Linked DNA regions of Homo sapiens: region 2 is linked to region 1. A link is a contact called in ENCODE Hi-C or POLR2A ChIA-PET data. All regions are on one chromosome and are shown on one strand. The core of a region is the stretch at or near the end of the contact, and the rest is flanking DNA. Distances in the headings are between cores, read along the strand shown.

Region 1 (3,547 bases), core at 528-3,027:
CAGGGCCTGGCTCCCTGCAGGGCAGGACTCTTGGCCGGCTGGACGGCAGCTCCTCTGGAGGGCCAGAAAAGAGAGGGGCTAGTGCTCGGGCAGGTGCCCTGGCTTCCCTTCCCCTCCACACGTCAACGATTCTATTTGAAGTTGGGCAGGGGGGTGGCGCTGCTCACCACACACAAGTGTTATAGGAGGAGTCTGGCCCTTGAGTACCGGGTACGCAGGGGTGCCTCAACCACACTCCGTCCACGGACTCTCCGTTATTTTAGGAGGTGAGTGTAGTGCCAGTATCTACTCTCCTTCTTAAAAAAAACCAGGGCTCCAGAGAATCAGAACAGCCACCATCACCGCAGGGAGTCAAGGGAGGAGGGAGATTAGAGAAGGAGCCAGGGAGGGTGGCAGGGAGGCCACGTGATCCGAGTCCCCTCACCCCTTTCCTTCCCACAGGTCCCTGGCCAAAGATTTATTTCTCTTGACAACCAAGGGCCTCCGTCTGGATTTCCAAGGAAGAATTTCCTCTGAAGCACCGGTGAGTGGGCAGGGGCTCCCTCCCCATCAATAGGGCCGACCCAAGTCTTCCTCCCCCTTCCCCCATGCCGGGCCCCACGATAGTGTGAATGTCAGGGGCTTCAGGTTTCCCTAAATATAGGTCCCTGCCAGAGGATCCGTGGCGGGAAAAGGGCAGGGGTCATTAGAGAAGATCGGGGACACATGTGGGGCGGGCAGGAGCTGCCTTATAACCAGCCCGGGAACCCCTAGCTCACTCGCTGCTGACCAGGCTCTGCCGGCTCCTTCGGCCTCGCCGCAGGTGGGCCCCTTGCAGGACCGGGCCGGGGTGGGGATGGGGTTGGGGTTGGGCCAACAGGGTCCAGATGGGGTCCAGGTGAGGAGGGGAGATTTGGACGATAGGAGCAGGGGGCTCAGCATCTGGGAGGCAGATCAGTTCGGGGACGGATTTTCTTTTGGAGAAGGAAGTCAGGCTCAAGGAAGACGTTTGGCAGGAACTGTGACCCCGCATGCCAGAGGCCGAGCAGCGGCCGGTGCATAGCCGCGCATTCTGGTTTTCTGTGGCGCAGAGGACTACCAGCCTGGCTGCGGCGGCCCGGCGGAGAGCGCGCACGCATGCGCGACCCAGCCCGGCCTGCCAGCCTGGAACTCGGATGGGGAGGTCTCGCCTCCGCGCGCCGCTAGTTCCGCCGCCTTCTCGCGCTCCCTGCGTGTCCTCTCGATGCCCTTTCCTCCGCCTCCCTTACGCCTGGGCCAGTGACAGGGTGTCGGCTCCGCGCCGATTCAGCCCGCGGGCGAGGCAGGCTAACGCACGACTGCGCGATGTGGCCCCTATGGTGACACGCGCTGCAGCCGCGAAGACCGGAAGCTGGGGCGGCCCCGGGCCGCGCGCGCTGGGCCTGGGAGGCGAAACTCAGCTTCCTTCGTTTCCGACTTTTCCATCCGCGTCCTCCACTTCCCCGTTCCGCCCTCCCCCATTGCCAACATTCTGGCTGAGTCACGGCGCCCCAGAGCGCGCCAGGCTGGGGGAAAGGAGCAGAAGGGAGGGCCCTAGCGACCCGCGGGATGTGGTCCGAGTCACGTCCGAGGGGGGTGGGGAGGGATCGTGTTCTCGGCGCCCGCCCCTTCCTAGCGCGGCCTCTGGGCTGCGCCTCTCGGGGGCGGCCCGTAGCCCAGTCCGTCGCCTGCCATTGGACGCCGCCCGCTCCTCGTAAAGGAAAAAGCTCGGCGGAGGGCGGAGTGGTGCCTTTAAAAGGCCGGGCGCCGCCTTCCGCCTGCCCGCCTCCTGCGCCGCCCCTTCCGAGGCTAAATCGGCTGCGTTCCTCTCGGAACGCGCCGCAGAAGGGGTCCTGGTGACGAGTCCCGCGTTCTCTCCTTGAATCCACTCGCCAGCCCGCCGCCCTCTGCCGCCGCACCCTGCACACCCGCCCCTCTCCTGTGCCAGGTGAGCGCCCCTCTTCACGTGCGGGGACCAGGGACCGTGGAGAGGGATCTTGGGGGCAGTGGCGGGTTGGGCGTCCGCGTGGAGGCCTCCCCCATCCCATGCCAGCGTCTCCCCACTACCAGGCACACACAGGCTCCCCGGCCCCTCCAGCCTGAGGTCCTCTAACTGCGCAATGCAGCGGCTGCGCGCGCTGAGTCATGGCGGGGGAGGAAGCCGGACGAGATGAAGGACCATTCTCCCCCTTTTCTTGCAGGGACCCCTGTGGCAAAGGATTAGGGCCCCTTAGCCCTGGCGGGGATCCTAAGAGGCAGTGAGGGGTGGGGGCCGGCCCATGTACAGCCCCAGGGTTCTCGCAAGTGGGAGCTTGGTTTCTGTCCTGGGAAACGGGGCGCCCTTCGCGAGGAGGGAAACCCCTCCGCGGTGCTTGATGCCCCCTTAACACTTTCCCTGTCTCTCCTTATCGGGCGACCTTGATTCTGAGCCCGGAACAGCTGCAGCCATGCGAAGCGACGGGAGCATTTTTCAGGGGAAGGCGCTTGCTCCTCCACGTTCTTGCCCCGTAGGAACAGTGACGATGGCAAAGCTTACCGCTTTCCTCGCCTCGGGCTAGGGCTTGTTCCGCCGCCCTTTCCTGGGCTTCTCCTTGCTCTCTTATATTTTTCCTAATGCCCCTTTCCTACCACCCGCCCCCTCCCTTGTGGGGAAAAGCCTGACCTTGGGATGTCCTTGAAGCCTTGGAGCCCGGGCCAGCCCTGGGATCTTGAGGGGATTGGAAGGAACACCCCAGTGGCAGTCAGAAGAGCTGGGTTCTAATCTCAGATCTGGCTCCGGGGTTGCTGTGTGGCTTGAAGCACAGACCTTTCCCATATCTGGGCCCTTTCCCACGAGGGTGTTGGGCCCTCTGCTTGATTCACGATCTTTACATTCTAAAATACTCCGGTTCGGTTTTGTTTTCAGGCAAGGTGACCCCATGGCAAGGCGCAAGCCAGAAGGGTCCAGCTTCAACATGACCCACCTGTCCATGGCTATGGCCTTTTCCTTTCCCCCAGTTGCCAGTGGGCAACTCCACCCTCAGCTGGGCAACACCCAGCACCAGACAGAGTTAGGAAAGGTACAGGGGCAGGCCTAGCAAAGGGAAGTTGGGCGTAAGAGAGAGCTGGGGACCAGAAGTGCCCCAGGGCCTGCTGGGTGTGGGGCAGGGGAGGTAGGGAACATTTCCCTGACCTCCAGGAGAGGGGCCCTGGTCATCGGGAGATGATGGGAAACCCTAGCTAACTAGTCCTTCCCCTCTGTTTCCTGTATCCAGGAACTTGCTACTACCAGCACCATGCCCTACCAATATCCAGCACTGACCCCGGAGCAGAAGAAGGAGCTGTCTGACATCGCTCACCGCATCGTGGCACCTGGCAAGGGCATCCTGGCTGCAGATGAGTCCACTGGTGCGGGCAGGAGACAGAATGGGTGGAGGGTGCAGGGTTGGGAGTGGCAGGCTGATCCCCTAATTCCCATGTGACACTCCCAGGGAGCATTGCCAAGCGGCTGCAGTCCATTGGCACCGAGAACACCGAGGAGAACCGGCGCTTCTACCGCCAGCTGCTGCTG
Region 2 (3,673 bases), core at 408-2,907, 680 kb after region 1:
CAAGTTCCCTCATGCTCTTCATTATTATTTTTATCCCCGATATTGACCTATGGAAACCCTTTCAATCTGGTTCCTGTGTCCTTGTGATAAGCCCCGCTCATTAGTAATGTCTGGCACAAATCACTCCAGACTCACCTTGTACTTTCCCTGCTGAAGCCTAGAAATTGGCCATTTCTCCTGAAAAGACTTAGTTCCTTTTATTGGGTACTGTTATTGAGAAATCAGCATCTAGACACTAGGCGTTCTACTGGGAAGTTACTGCTTAGGGCATTCTGAAAGCAGAGGTAAGAGCCAGTAAATAGTTAATGTTATCTACTTTACATCTTTTAAAAATCTTTTTAAAAATTCCAGTCAATCATAGGGTTCTTTCTCCACTTTCCCCATTCCAGATTCCAGATTCCAGATTCCCACAGTTAAGAACCTTGGCTTCCAGTCACATCAATATATTGATTACTCAGCTTCAGAATTATTATCCTGTTATATTACCAAACAACAAATCTAAGTAAAGTTCAAGATTTTTTGCAATTTTGCCTTTAGATTGATGGTATAGAGTCATAGTACTCTATAAAAAGTTACCTGAATTCATTTTTCTTCCCTCATAATTGTAATCCCAAAGTGTCATTTCTAAGATAGCTGTAGGGAGATAAGTTAATTCTTTTCCTCTTTGGCTGGAACATAACCTCCACAGGGTAGGGGTGTGTGTGTTGTTTCATTGCTCTCAGTCTAGTTCCTAGGTCTTAGACGGTCATAAAAATTTGTTAGTGAATGCCAGGTTTGAGCTATGCACTGAGTCACTCCTGGCAGAATCTAACAACCTGGTGGGTTTAGAACAGAGTGTGATACAAGGCTTTTGGGAGAGGGTGGAAGATTGAGAAAGTGTGTAAATCCCAGATAGTAAACGCTAGGGCTTTGGATGTATTTAGGAGGAGTTGAAGCGGACACAGAAAAGGCTTCCTCTGGCATTTTAAGTCCGAACTAAGAGGCCAAGCTGGAGTCCAAGCTGCGTGTGTCCAAATGTTTTAAGGGCTGGAGTGTACTCAGGACAGGCGCTTTGGGCCAGGCTGCTAATATTGAAAAGAGCTTGCTGGGCGTTGTGGCTCAAGCCTGTAATCCCAGCATTTTGGGAGGCTGAGGCGGGAGGATCGCTTGAGCCCCGAAGTTCAAGGCTGCAGTGAGCTATGATCGCGCCACTACACTGCAGCCTCAGCGTGGGCTACAGAGCGAGACCCTGTCTGAAAAAAGAGAAAATGCTGAATTCAGTTAGGGATGCTTGGAGGAGACCGAGGGAACCCTGCTCAAGTCTGGGAACTAGAGGCGCGGGAAGGTCCTGCTTCCCCGCCACCCAGAGATCACGTTTCCCAGTAAACCCAACTTCCGGGTCCCATTCCAGGCCTCCAAGCCCACGTGACAACAAGCTCCGCCCTCTGCTGTCCCGCAGATGCCACTCGGTGATTGGCCGCGTCTGAAGCCGCGCCCCGGCGTCGCGTTGCAGCCTTAGGTCCAGCCGAGCGCCGACTCACGCCCCAGCCCCAATTGGGCGGCCGGTTTCCAATTGGAAGGGCTTCTGAGCCTCAGTCTTCGGGCGGCGCTGACCATTGGCGGGCAGGATGGAGGCGGAGCCTTGGGTTGTCGCCCGCCGCCGGGGGTTAAGGTGAGCGACTGCAGGCAAACCCGGCGACAGCGCAGCTCGCGTCGACCCTGGCTCCTCTGCCTGCCCCCTCAGGTGAGCCTGCGCTAGACCCCCGTCCCCTTCCTGCGCCCGCCCGAATGCGCCTGCGCGGCAACAGCCGCCTGCCCTTGCGCCCCTTCCCCCTGCCTCCTGGGCACATCTCCCCACTCCCCTCCCTGCCCTGCCATCCTCCCGCCCCCAGGCTCTTCTGCGGGGTCTCCCCAGTCCGGGTCCTTCCCCCACCCCCCCCCACCCCCCAGGACCCTGGCGCCCCAGCTGCAAGGGCTGCGCCCCCGGGAGCCGCCATGCGGGTCGTCTCAGAGCCTGTGGGCCTCCCTGCCCTCACTGCCCTCCTCCTCCGCGCAGGCCCCCGCCTCCTTCAGGATGACGCTGGACGTGGGGCCGGAGGATGAGCTGCCCGACTGGGCCGCCGCCAAAGAGTTTTACCAGAAGTACGACCCTAAGGACGTCATCGGCAGGTAAGGCCGCGGCCAGGGAAACGGAGGTCCAAAGAGGTCGAGCCCCAGCATTCCCGCTTCCGTTTGAAGGCTGGAGAGTTCGCGGGTGGTGGTGGTGGTGGTGGTGGTGGTGGTGGTGGTGGTGGTGGTGGTGGTGGTGGTGGTGGTGGTGGTGGTGGTGGTGGTGGTGGTGGTGCTGCTGCTGCTGCTGCTGCTGGTGGTGCTGGTGCTGGTGGTGGTGGTGCTGGTGCTGGTGGTGGTGCTGGTGGTGGTGGTGCTGGTGGTGGTGCTGGTGGTGGTGCTGGTGGTGGTGTGTGTGTGTGTGTGTGTCTTTCGGTGGTGGTGGTGCTGGTGCTGGTGGTGCTGGTGGTGGTGGTGTGTGTGTCTGTGTGTGTGTGTGTGTCTTTCAAGTTCAGGTTTTCTCAGGAGAAGACTGGATAGTTGGTTTTGTTTGTTTGTTTGTTTGTTTTTGAGACGGAGTCTCGCTCTGTCGCCCAGGCCGGAATGCAGTGGCGCGATCTCGGCTCACTACAACCTCTGCCTCCTGGGTTCAAGTGATTCTCCTGCCTCAGCCTCCCGAGTAGCTGGGATTACAGGCGCGCGCCACCACGCCGGCTAATTTATATTTTTAGTAGAGGCGGGCGTTTCACCATATTGGCCACGCTGGTCTTGAACTCCTGATCTCGTGATCTGCCCGCCTCAGCCTCCCAAAGTGCTGGGATTACAGGCGTGAGCCACCGCGCCTGGTTGACTGAATAGTTCTAAATGGGAAGAATCAGTGATCAGTGGAGAACACCTAGTGACTAGACTCTTACCTTGGGTCAACCCCATTTTTTCACGGATTCATTCATTTATGCCTTCAACACAAAGCTCAACACGGGGAGGGCAGAAAAGATGCGTATGCCCTGGAGGTACTCCACCCGAAGTGACTGAAATTGGCACGTGAACGTTAAAAAGGCATCAGGCTAGATAGGTAGAGGTCTGTATCAAGTGCTATGGGATTCCAGAAAAGCACACCTTCTCAGGAGGAGTCACCTTTGGGCTGGGTCTTGAGGTATGAGTAGGAGTTCAGGGGGGGGTCTTTAAAATCGCAAAAATGTATGCGTGTGGTAGATGTCTCCAGCTTTCATCAGATTCTCAAAGAGGCTCATTAAAGCTGGGTCATAATTAAAACATGGCCTCAAACTCAGATGCCCTTAGTGGTTGCGCAGGAAATTGAAACTGTGAAGTGGCCAAGAGTAAGAGAGTAGGAAGTGTTGTGGAAGGTGGAGGGTTTTGCCCCACCTATGATGTATGAATTCAGATTTGTGTAAAAAAATAAAAAAAAAATTGCACCGGCCAAAACGTAACACATCTGAGGGCTGTGTTTGGCCTGTGGATCAATAGTTTACATCCCTTGATTTAACTAGATGTGGGTGGCCGAATTCCCAAGTGAGTTATGTGAGGCCAAGGAGGCCCCAGAGAGCATAACAGTAAGGCTCTGCGAAGGGCAGCCAGGGAACCAGGATAAGAAACAGGATTTGAGGCTGGATCCTGGAGGGATTTG

The links. Hi-C counts contacts between places; a loop is a spot of excess contacts on that map. ChIA-PET counts read pairs that join two places held with the same protein, here RNA polymerase II (POLR2A). Pooled maps may share reads with other maps.
Region 2: a loop to region 1 is called in a map of HepG2, with 29 times the contacts of the local background. The contact joins the promoter of PHKG2 here to the promoter of ALDOA in region 1. A Hi-C loop is called at or near these places in 1 of 168 maps with a recorded cell type or tissue (HepG2) and 7 of 50 pooled maps. POLR2A ChIA-PET finds 5 or more read pairs at or near these places in 2 of 52 experiments (H1 and Panc1).

Annotation. Positions count from the first base shown.
Region 1 is chr16:30,063,983-30,067,529 of GRCh38, forward strand. ALDOA (aldolase, fructose-bisphosphate A) reads left to right here and starts at 1,778. Exons shown (of 10, transcript NM_001243177.4): 1 at 1,778-1,945; 2 at 2,903-3,056; 3 at 3,252-3,384; 4 at 3,468-3,547. The coding sequence starts at 2,916. LOC112694756 (uncharaterized LOC112694756) reads left to right here. Exons shown (of 14, transcript NM_001365304.2): 5 at 1-266; 6 at 442-523; 7 at 3,252-3,384; 8 at 3,468-3,547. RefSeq lists an enhancer at 829-1,609 and silencers at 1,606-1,875, 1,916-2,095.
Region 2 is chr16:30,746,768-30,750,440 of GRCh38, forward strand. PHKG2 (phosphorylase kinase catalytic subunit gamma 2) reads left to right here and starts at 1,658. Exons shown (of 10, transcript NM_000294.3): 1 at 1,658-1,723; 2 at 2,036-2,148. The coding sequence starts at 2,054. RefSeq lists silencers at 1,405-1,704, 1,745-1,884.